Linked DNA regions of Homo sapiens: region 1 is linked to region 2. A link is an interaction called in ENCODE POLR2A ChIA-PET data of the cell type or tissue named here. Cell type or tissue: Panc1. All regions are shown on one strand. Links, peaks and the distances in the headings refer to the core of each region. The heading gives the core; the rest is flanking DNA. Region 1 overlaps KCNAB3 (potassium voltage-gated channel subfamily A regulatory beta subunit 3). Region 2 overlaps WRAP53 (WD repeat containing antisense to TP53).

Evidence for each region. ChIA-PET counts read pairs that join two places held together with the same protein. Peaks named below come from ENCODE experiments on the same cell type or tissue, not always from the same donor. Only the 100,000 strongest peaks of a DNase experiment are listed, where the experiment ranks them.
Region 1: POLR2A ChIA-PET joins it to region 2 with 10 read pairs; 13 of 35 experiments call an interaction of 5 or more read pairs at or near these places.

What each region holds. Positions count from the first base shown.
Region 1 is chr17:7,919,689-7,925,061 of GRCh38, forward strand. It overlaps KCNAB3 (potassium voltage-gated channel subfamily A regulatory beta subunit 3), which reads right to left. Exons shown (of 14, transcript NM_004732.4): 9 at 4,727-4,812; 10 at 4,457-4,577; 11 at 4,280-4,374; 12 at 4,023-4,143; 13 at 3,768-3,856; 14 at 2,171-3,491. The coding sequence ends at 3,414. Among named protein-coding and RNA genes, the nearest start is that of RNF227, 6.1 kb to the left of the region's middle. In Panc1, for the core only: no CTCF peak of the experiment used is centred there; no DNase peak of the experiment used is centred there; H3K4me3 peaks cover 923 bases; H3K27ac peaks cover 635 bases.
Region 2 is chr17:7,693,593-7,698,965 of GRCh38, forward strand. The region is part of intron 4 of WRAP53 (WD repeat containing antisense to TP53); the gene reads left to right. Among named protein-coding and RNA genes, the nearest start is that of WRAP53, 7.8 kb to the left of the region's middle. In Panc1, for the core only: no CTCF peak of the experiment used is centred there; no DNase peak of the experiment used is centred there.

The sequences.
Region 1 (5,373 bases), core at 206-5,205, 230 kb after region 2:
ATCCCAGCACTTTGGGAGGCCGAGGCAGGTGGATCACCAGGAGTTCAAGACCAGCCTGGCCAAGATGGTGAAACCCTGTCTCTACTAAAAATACAAAAAATTAGTTGAGCATGGTGGCACTCGCCTGTAGTCCCAGCTACTCAGGAGGGTGAGGCAGGAGAATCGCTTGAACCCGGGAGAGGGAGGTTGCAATGAGCTGAGATCATGCAACTGTACTCCAGCCTGAGTGACAGAGCGAGACTCCATCTCAAATAAAATAAAATAAAAATAAATAAAAAGTTATCTCAGGCCATTAACTTTGGTGGTGATTTGTTGTGTATCAATAGATAACGGATATAGAGGGTTTCCTACTGTTTTTTTTTCCCTGTATGATAAATATATTTTTTGAGACAGGAGCTTGCTCTGAGCATCAGGCTGGAGTGTAGTGGCATAATCTTGGCTCACTACAGCCTTGATCTCCCAGACTCAAGCCACCTACCTACCTCAGGCTCCGAGTAGCTGGGACTACACAGGTATGAGCTACCATGCTCAGCTAATTCTTGTATTTTTGTAGAGATGGGGTCTCCCCATGTTGTCCAGGCTGGTCTTGAACCCCTGGGCTCAAGTGATCCCACCTGCCTTGGCCTCCCAAAGTGCTTGGATTACAGGTGTGAGCCACTGCGCCCAGCCTAGATAAATATAACATTGTAATGTGCCCTGTAAGTCCCTGTGTGTTCTGAACTTACCCCTTCCTTCCTTCCTTCCTTCCAGACAGAGTCTTGCTCCGTCGCCCAGGCTGGAATGCAGTGGTGCAATCTCAGCTCATTGCAACCTCTGCCTCCTGGGCTCAAGTGATTCTCCTGCCTCAGCCTTCTGAGTAGCTGGGACTACAGGTGGGTGTCACCATGCCTGGCTAATTTTTATTTTTATTTTTATTTTTTATTTTTAGTAGAGATAGGTTTTCGCCATGTTGGCCAGGCTGGTCTCAAACTCCTGACCTCAAGTGATCCACCAGCCTCAGCCTCCCAAAGTACTGGGATTACAGGCGTGAGCCACCGCACCCAGCCATTACCCATGTCTCACTTTCTGTTCTGTTCCTCTCTAGACACTCTGGCTTTGGGTACTTTTGGCTTGTATGTTCTTTTCTGCCACAGGCCTTAGCATATGCTCTTAACCCTCTTGCTTAACCCTTATTAACACCTATTCATGCTTCAGCTCTCAGCGTAACCTCACCATGTCAAATAACCACTACAGACTCAGTAATACCATGTGCTTTCCTCTGGACTTTGGACAAGAAGTTTGTATTTATTTGGTGGTTCTGTGATTGTCTCTCTCCTCAGCAAGATATATGAAGGTTCTGAGTCTGGTTTTGTTCACCCTTGTATCCCTGTGCTATACCATAATAGGACTCAATAGACAAATACTTGCTAAATTAATGAATGAGGTGGGTGATAAATATGGCAAATGTCCATATACAAAGGAGGCGTGACAATAAAGGAAGGCTTTTTTTTTTGTTTTTTTTTTTTTAAATCAAGGCGTTTCCAAACTCTCTCTGAAGGTAATTCTAGGAGGAATGGTGTTTGTTTGTTTTTAATATTTTGAGCAATGGGACAGGTTCATTAAAATAAGTGTATAACCCTCTAAGATAACTATTTAAGGAGAATCCTATTTGGGATTGATAAATTCTCGTATGTTACAGAATAACTAATCATAGTTTAGTAATATATTTTACTTCTTTGTTTCCTCCACAGTCTTGCAAAATGAGTGGGAGATGATGGGGTGGATTTAAGTATTAATTAGTTGATGCAGTTGGCTGCTAATCCAGTAAATGGCATGCTGCTGACTTTTCTCTTTTGGAAATTGGTTTTACTTTGCTTGCCCAGCTTTTGGATCAAGGCGGGATGAGGACGGGTAGAAGGGAGATGGGCAGGTTGTATTTAAGGAAGGCAGAGCTCATCCTCCTCTACCTTGTGATCTTTAAGGTTGTAACTTTCCACCCAATTCTGTTCCAGTGAAATGATAACATCTTTCCTTCTCTCTGTATTCCCTCAACCTCAGACCATTCTTCACTTTACCTCTCCACCAAATCACAAAGCCTCAACCTCAGAACAGCATCTCCCCCTCAGCCACAGGTTCCTTGGCATATGTGTGGGTGTCCAGCGAGAGAGAAATGAGAAGTACAAGGAACAAGTATGGCTAATATTACTTTAAATACAAACAAATAAAGGCAGATAGCTAAGTCTTTCATAGAAAGAGGAGGAACAAAATTATGAAGCCAGATTTCTGGGTTCTAAGGAATGTGGTAGCTGAAGGAAGAAAACTGGGGCCTGGGGTATCTGGTGTCTTGGTCCTTGATGAGAACAGTGACTAGGAGCCCGATGCCTGGGTCACCAAGGTGAATGAGCAATGGAGAGAAAGCTAATGCTAGCAGATTTCTAATGTTAGGGGGCGAGAGGGCCAGACAAGTGAGACTGTGACCCTAACCTCCCAAGCCCCTGCAACTTTAGACACTGTGAGGATCAAGCTGAGGTTTATTTACAGTTACCTGGGAAGTCTTACAGAGAAGGGGCCATCATTATTGCTTTAGGTTTATTGCCAGGAGGAAGACTGCAGTTCCCCACTGCCAGGTAGGAGGCCCTGCTCAAGGCTCAAAAGTCTATACCCAGACGTTTTATTTATTTATTTTTTTTAAATCAAGGCGTCCCTGCCCGTGACGGAAAGGCTGTCACTAATTCCTGCCAAGAACAGCCCAACTGTTTTCCAAGGACCACCCCGGCCACTTTCACCAGACTGCAGCGTAGATGTGCTATTACATTTCCCTCTACCTTTGTCAGTGCTGTGCCACTGTAGACCCCACCCTGACCGCCCTCCTCCACCTCTGGGCTGGGAGGCAGGGTCCTGGTTTCCCAAAGATTATCATTTACTTCCTGCCAGGACCAGCCTGGCTTCCTTCGTACCGAATACGCTAAGAGCCCCATTTCCTATGTTCCAGATGACATCACAACTCACTCACTAGGTTATTACCCTTTGATGACATTTCAAGGGCCCCTTTTGAGGTACACTGTATGTTTCTTGTATGTGCTGGGTTTTTGTTTTTGTTTTCTTTTCTGGGCCTCGGGAATAAGGGGAGGAGAGTAGGGAGCGAGACGAAGTGGCAGAGAGCCGACGGCGAGTAGCTCATGCCCGGGATTTGCAAGAAGGGCCTAGAAAGACGCAGCAGGGGGCGGGCGTGCTACTTTCTCTCTCGACCCCACTGCAAAAGGATATGGCTTTGTTCATGCGTATCACTACTCGAAGCCGGGACTCGTTGGTGGGCGGGGCTAGTCTGGCTCCGGCCGCTGCGTGGAGGGATCCGGAGCGGGAGAGGCGGCTGCGAGGAGCGGGGCTCGGGCGGGTGCAGCGACACCGGGTTGGGTCCCTGCGCCCGCGACAGACTACTTCTTGGAATGCGGCTTGTTTCCCAGGAGCCCGTCTATTTCCATCACTGTCTGCGGGGTCAGCTGGCTCAGCACCTGGAGGAGAGTGGGACGGTGGCGACGGCAGCCCATGCTGGGTCACTGAGAAAGGGCATGGGGTTCCAGTAGCCGGGGAAGCACCACAGTGGGGTCAAGTGGCAAGGCAAGAGCCGCAGCTGTGCCGGTGCCTCGCTTTCCGGCCCTGGGACCTCTCACCTGCAAAGTGAGGACTTTGTAGTGGGTGACCTGATAGAGCCATCCTGGGTTGGATAGCGTGGCTTTGACTCCTGGGGAGGGGGACAGATAGGCTCTGCCTCTGAGTCCCCGGCTCACCTGTAGCGCGCCCAGGTGTTCTATCAACTGCTCCGCACTCGACACCCCCAGCAAGACAGAGCTGACACCCTCACTGCGGAGACACCACGCTGGGGCCAGAGGAGGAAAAAAAGAGGACTGATGGGGAACAGTGACCACATAGATTTCAGAAGTGTCTCTGAAGACAAGCGTCCTCCCTAGGGACAAACCAGTTTTAGGATGGGCTTGGGAGCATGTCAGGAGGAGACAGGGCCCCTGCAGGGTGCAATGTCTCACCAATAGCAAGCTGGGCCACGGTGCAGCCCAGCTGGTGAGCGACAGGAAGAAGGTCCATGACTTTGGCTTGTTGCTTCTTGCCATCTTCACTCTGCACTTTGTCCTTGAGCCACTGGTAGCCCTGGAGGCCAAGAAGAATCAACAGAAGACCCCGCCATCACCACCACCACCACCACACTCACAAAGCAGCCCCCCGTAACTCCCCCCAAAGCAGCCCATATAGCCCAGTCCTGCCATCGAGAGCCCCCAGATCTCACCTTGATGGAGGCCCTGCAAGTATCTGGGACTCGCCCATCATACTTGCTAGTAATGAGACCACAGGCTAGAGGGTACCAAGTGACTGATCCAACTCCTAAGGGAAGAACACTGGGTGTCAGGAAAAGGACCTAGCCATGGATGAGGCTAAGGTAAAGGCAGGGATGAGGGCTGCAAACCAATCTTGTGGTAGAGCTCTGGCAGCTGCATCTCCACCTTCTCCCTCTGAAACAGATGGTGCTCCGCTTGTTCACACACTGGAGGAATCAGATTGAACTGTCTGGCCATGGAGTAGGCCTCCTGGGTTGGGGTTGGGGAAAAGAAAGTGGTCAGAGCACTACTTCCGTTTTCTTCTCTGCCTTCTCCCCCAGTGCAGTGGGCTTTGGAGTAACCACGTGAAAAGTGGGAACCAGTTGTGGGACAGGGGCAAGGTGGGGTCACACACTCACCATGATTTCTGCAGCCCCCCATCGGGATGTCCCCCAGTATAGGGCCAGGCCCTGGTTGATGACATAGGTCATGGCTCGCACAATCTCTAGGTACACAGGAGAGGGAAAGCCTTACTGTCAGAGCCCTGGAATCTAAGACTCCAGATTTGCAGACCTCCACCTGCCCCACCAAGGCCCCAGGCAACTCTATGGAGTCATGAAAGTTAATATCTACTCTTTGCCTCTCTTCCTGTCCACATCCTGGAGTCTCAGCCTCCACTGTGGAGTTTTGGAGGCCTTCTGAGCAGGGGCTGGCTTCCTGCTGAGGGTTTGAGGAAGTGCTCAATTTTTGTATTTTAGATTTTTTGAGACAGGGTCTCACTCTGTCACTCAGGATGTAGTTCAGTGGTGCAATCATAGCTCACTGTGGCCTCAAACTCCTGGGCTTGAATGATCCTCCTGCCTCAGCCTCCTGAACAGCTGGGAGTACAAGGCACACACCACCACAGCCAGCTAATTTTAAAACATTTTTTGTAGAGACAGGGTCTTGCTATGTTGCCCAGACTGTTCTCGAACTCCAGGCCCCAAGTGATCCTCCTGCCTTGGCCTCCCAACGTCCTGGGATTACAGGAATGAGCCACCGCACCCAGCAAGGAAGTGCTCAGTTT
Region 2 (5,373 bases), core at 324-5,323:
CCTGTAATCCCAGCTACTTGGGAGGTTTGAGGCAGGAGAATTGCTTGAATCCAGGAGGCGAAGGTTGCAGTGAGCTGATCGCACCACTGCACTCCAGCCTGGGCAAGAGAGCAAGACTTAGTCTCAAAAAAAAATAATAAAATTAAAAAAAAGTACTTAAAACAGCACCTAGCATATAGTAAGTGTTCGGTAAACACTAGTAGTCACTGGTATCAGTTGTGTGCAAGCCAAGAATAGGAGGATGGTATGGTTGAGGTTTACCAGGAGAGAAAGACAAGGGTATCCTGAGAGTGTCTTCAAGAGTGTGCATGCCATGGTGGACTAGAATCTACAGTGGGTAAGGAACTGGACTGTAAATAAGTTTTTGATGAAGCTGAATAAATTGTCATGGTAGAAATAGCAGAGCAGGGTCAGGCCTGGTGGCTCACGCCTGTAATCCCGACACTTTGGGAGGCCGAGGCGGGTGGATCACCTAAGGTCAGGAGTTCGAGACCAGCCTGGCCAATATGGTGAAACCCCGTCTCTACTAAAAAAGATACAAAGTTAGCCAGGCATGGTCGTGATTATGATATTAATGATTATAATATTAAAACATTTTAAAAAATATATCTTGCAATACAGATAGTCAATTTGTTTTCTTTTTTTCTTTCTTTTTTTTTTTTTTTTTTTGAGACAGAGTCTCGCTCTGTGGCCCAGGCTGGAGAGCAGTGGTGTGATCTTGCCTCACTGCAACCTCTGTTTCCCGGTTCAAGCGATTCTCCTGCCTCAGCTTCCTGAGTAGCTGGGATTACAGGCACGCACCACCGCACCCGGCTAATTTTTGTATTTTTAGTAGAGATGGGGTTTCGCCAAGTTGGCCAGGCTGGTCTCAAACTCCCGACCTCAAGTGATCCACCCATTTCCGCCTCCTAAAGTGCTGGGATTACAGGCGTGAGCCACTGCTCCTGGCCAGTCAGTTTGTTTTCAAAAGATTTTTGTGGCTGGTGTGGTGGCTCATGCCTATAATCCCAGCACTTTGGGAGACCAAGGTGGGAGGAATGCTTGAGCCCAGGAGTTTGAGACCAGCCTTGGTAACACAGCCAGATCCTGTCTCTATCAAAAAAGTTGGGCCTATGGTCCCAGCTACTTGGGAGGCTGAGGTGGGAGGATCGCTTGAGCCTGCGAGGTTGAGGCTGCCATGACCTTTGATTGCACCATTGTACTCTAGCCTGGGCGACAGAGTGAGACTCTGTCTCAAAACAAACAACCAAAACCTTTTTGTGCTTTTTTTTTTTTTTTTCCTGCTAGTGTACCAGTTCTATCGCAACCTCTCTCATTAGGTATTTTCATTTTTAGTGTCTACAAGCTTAGCATTTGAAATAGATAACTTTTTTTTTTTGAGATGGAGTCTTGCTGTGTCCCCCAGGCTGGAGTGCAGTGGCGCGATCTCAGCTCACTGCAAGCTCCGCCTCCCGGGTTCACGCCATTCTCCTGCCTCAGCCTCTCGAGTAGCTGGGACTACACGCACCCACTGCCACCACGCCAGGCTAATTTTTTGTATTTTTAGTACAGTCGGGGTTTCACCATGTTAGCCAGGATGGTCTCGATCTCCTGACCTCGTGATCCGCCCGCCTTGGCCTCTCAAAGTGCTGGGATTACAGGCGTGAGCCACTGCACCCGGCCTTAAATAGATAAAATTTGTATAGGTCAGAAAATTGGGGAAGGGTGTATTTGGGTATTTCCATATACTTGTGTGTACTGAGTCTTCTTCCCAATATAGTTTCTCGGGTTTTCTCCTTTCTTTTCCACCTTTTCACAGAACTTTCTGCAAGTCTCATTTCCAGCTCCCCAGCGTCTTTCCTGAGTACTTGCCCTGCCCCGTGGGTCTTGCAGGAAGCCTTTACTCCTCGTCTTGCCCTCTCCAGGAGACACTTTGCATCCTCTGTACCCTTTATCTCTCAGGGTGGGGACGGGGAATGTCCTCATTCCCAAATGCTGTAGCCACACAATTGCTCTTTCGTCTTTGTGAAACTTTTCCCTTGAGGCTTATGCTGATTCTCTCTCCCGCTGACGACGTTGGCACTGTACAGCCTTCCGGTGCTCTCCTGTTCGCCCGCCATTTTGGTGACCTCAGGTATCCAAGCCAAAAGCCAGGGTCTCTCTCATCCTTTAATCTTTAATCTCCCTGTTCCTAACCCCTCACATCCAATTACTTCCCAAATCCCATCAAGTCTGCCTAATCTTCCTAATCCACCCACATCTGTCCCTCCCACTGCCTCTACTTTAATTCAAGGTCCTATTATTTTGGGCCTTATGTTGCTGAAACAGTCTCCTGCCTCCTTTTGCTCATTAAAACCGTATTTGTTGACTCTGCTTATTCTGCACCACGTGTTGGGGAAGCAGTGGTGAGAGCGAGGCAGATGTGATTCCCTCCTTCTCTGATAGGTATGACGGAAGGGGAGTGAGGAGCACCAGGGGCTATAGGAAAGAGGAACAGGGGCGCCTTGCTTAGCTGGAGGGGTTAGGGAAGCGTTCCCAGAGGAAGAAGCATCTAAGAGACCTGAAGGATGACTAGGATTCAGCCAGGAGGAGTCGTTGGGGGAGATGAAGGAAGAATATTCCAGACTTGGAGCCTAGGACATGTGAAAGCCAGTGGGTTGAAAGTGTGGCGAGTTGGCACTTTATGGGACCTGAGAGTCAAAATGGCGGGACTCAGAGATTTTTTTTTTTTTTTTTTTTTTTTTTGAAATGGAGTCTTGCTCTGTCGCCCAGGCTGGAGTGCAGTGGCGCGATCTGGGTTCACTGCAAGCTCCGCCTCCCAGGTTCACGCCATTCTCCTGCCTCAGCCTCCCGAGTAGCTGGGACTACAGGCGCCCGCCACCACGCCTGGCTAATTTTTTGTGTTTTTAGTAGACACGGGGTTTCACCACGTTAGCCAGGATGGTCTCGATCTCCTGACCTTGTGATCCGCCCGCCTTGGCCTCCCAAAGTGCTGGGATTACTGGCGTGAGCCACTGCGCCCGGTCAGGACTCAGAGATTTTTATGGGAATTAGCAGATAGAGATAAGCCTTGAGAGGTGGGTCGGGGGTAGCACGTGGTAATGGAAGACTAGGAGGAGGAACTGGCAAGATTTGGTATTGGGTTGGACCAGGAGTGGAAAGGAAGTGAAGAGTGGTAGCAGTCAAGGCTGGTGCTCAGATTTCAGGATTGAGCACTGGTGTGGAGTCCAGGAGGAACAGCAGGTTTGATGGTGGTGGATGCCGGGCCTATTATGGACAAATTGAGTTTGAGGAACCTGTGGGATGATCAAGTGGCACTGTCCACCAGGCAGTTGGATATATGGGTTCAGAGTATAGAGGTGGACACTGAAGTCCTGGCTGGTTGACATCAGCCTGAGGCCCAGAAGACAACTGACGAAGGACAGTGTCCAGACTATTTATCTCTCACAAATCAGTAAGAAAAAGACGGCTGGGCATGGTGGCTCATGCCTGTAATCCCAGCACTTTGGGAAGCCGAGGCAGGTGGATCACCCGAGGTCAGGAGTTCAAGACCAGCCTGACCAACATGGCAAAATCCCGTCTCTACTAAAAATACAAAAATTAGCCGGGTGTGGTGGCAGGCGCCTGTAATCCCAGCTACTCAGGAGGCTGAGGCAGGAGAATTGCTTGAACCTGGGAGGTGGAGGTAGTAGTGAGCCGAGATCGTGCCACTGCACTCCAGCCTGGGGACAGAGGGAGACTCTGCCTCCAAAAAAAAAAAAAGAAAAGAAAAAGAAAAAAGAGAAGAAAAGAAAAAGACAACAACTGGTCAGGCATGGTGGCTCACACCTGTAATCCCCACTTTGGGAGGCCGAGGTAGGCAGATCACTTGAGGCTGGGAGTTTGAGACCAGCCTGGCCAACATGGTGAAACCCCATCTCTACTAAAAAGTATAAAAATTAGCCGGGCGTGGTGGCAAATGCCTGTGGTCCCGGCTCCTTGGGAGGCTGAGGCATGAGAGTCGCTTGAACCCAGGAGGCAGAGGTTGTAGTGAGCCAAGATCGTGCCACTGCACCCCAGCTTGGGGAACAGAGAAAGACTCTGTCTCAAAAAGAAAAAAAAAGAAAAAGAAAATGGGCAAAATTTATGAAAAGGTGTACCTAACTAAATGGCCAGTAAACATAGAGGAAATATCTAATCTCTCTTATAGTAATGATGGAAATACAAATTTATGCTGTAATGAAATACCATTTCACCACCTTCAAATTGAGAAAAATGTAAAAGTCTGGCAATACCAAGAAGATAAAGAACAATAGACACTTTTTTTTTTTTTTGGAGACAGGATCTTGTTCTGTTGCCCAGGCTGGAGTGCAGTGGTGCGAACATGGCACACTGTAGCCTCAAACTCCTGGGGTCAAGCAGTCCTCCTGCCTCACTCTCCCAAACAGGTGGGACTACAAGTATGCCAATATGCCTGACTAATTTTTTAATTTTTTGTAAAACTGGGGTCTTGCTATATTGCCCAGGCTAGAATAGAGACTCTTATACACTGCTGGTGGGAGAGGACATTGGGACAAGTGCTTTGGGAAAGAAATTGACATTATAGTATCTTACAAAGTTTGCAAAGTGCATAGCGTAGAGACCAGTAATTTTACTCTTCAGCAGAAACTGTAGAGAAACCCTTCTACATGTGTACAGAATGTTAAAGCACACTAGCCAAAAAACAGAAAAACATCAGTGATTCTAAATAGAAGAAGGGTAGATCAGTTTGAATATATTCATGAGTAGAGTACTATACACCAGTGAAAATGCATGAATTAGAGCAAAATGTGTTTCCATGGTTAAAGCTTGCTATCACAGAGGGATGTATATGATATAATACCATTACTGTTAAGTCTAGGCCGGGCATGGTGGCTCATGCTTGTAATCCCAGTGCATTGAAAGGCTGAGGTGGCTGGATTGCTTGAGGCCAGGAGTTTTAGACCAGCGTGAGCAACACAGACCCCTGTTTCTACAAAAAAATAATTTTAAAGATTAGCCGGGCAGGCTGGGCGTGGTGTCTCATGCCTGTAATCCCAGCACTTGGGAGACTGAGGTGGGTGGATCACGAGGTCAGGAGTTCAAGACCAGCCTGGCCAAGATGGTGAAACCCCGTCTCTACTAAAAATACAAAAAAATTAGCCGGGCGTGATAGCAGGCGCCTGTAATCGTAGCTACTCAGGAGGCTGAGGCAGAGAATTGCTTGAGTCTGGGAGGCAGAGGTTGCAGTGAGCCAAGATTGTGCCACTGCATTCCAGCCTGGGCGACAGAGCGAGACTCCGTCAAAAATAAATAAATAAATAAATAAATAAATAAATAAGCCAGGTATGGTGGCTTATGCTTATATTCCCAGTTACTAGGGAGGCTGAGGCCAGG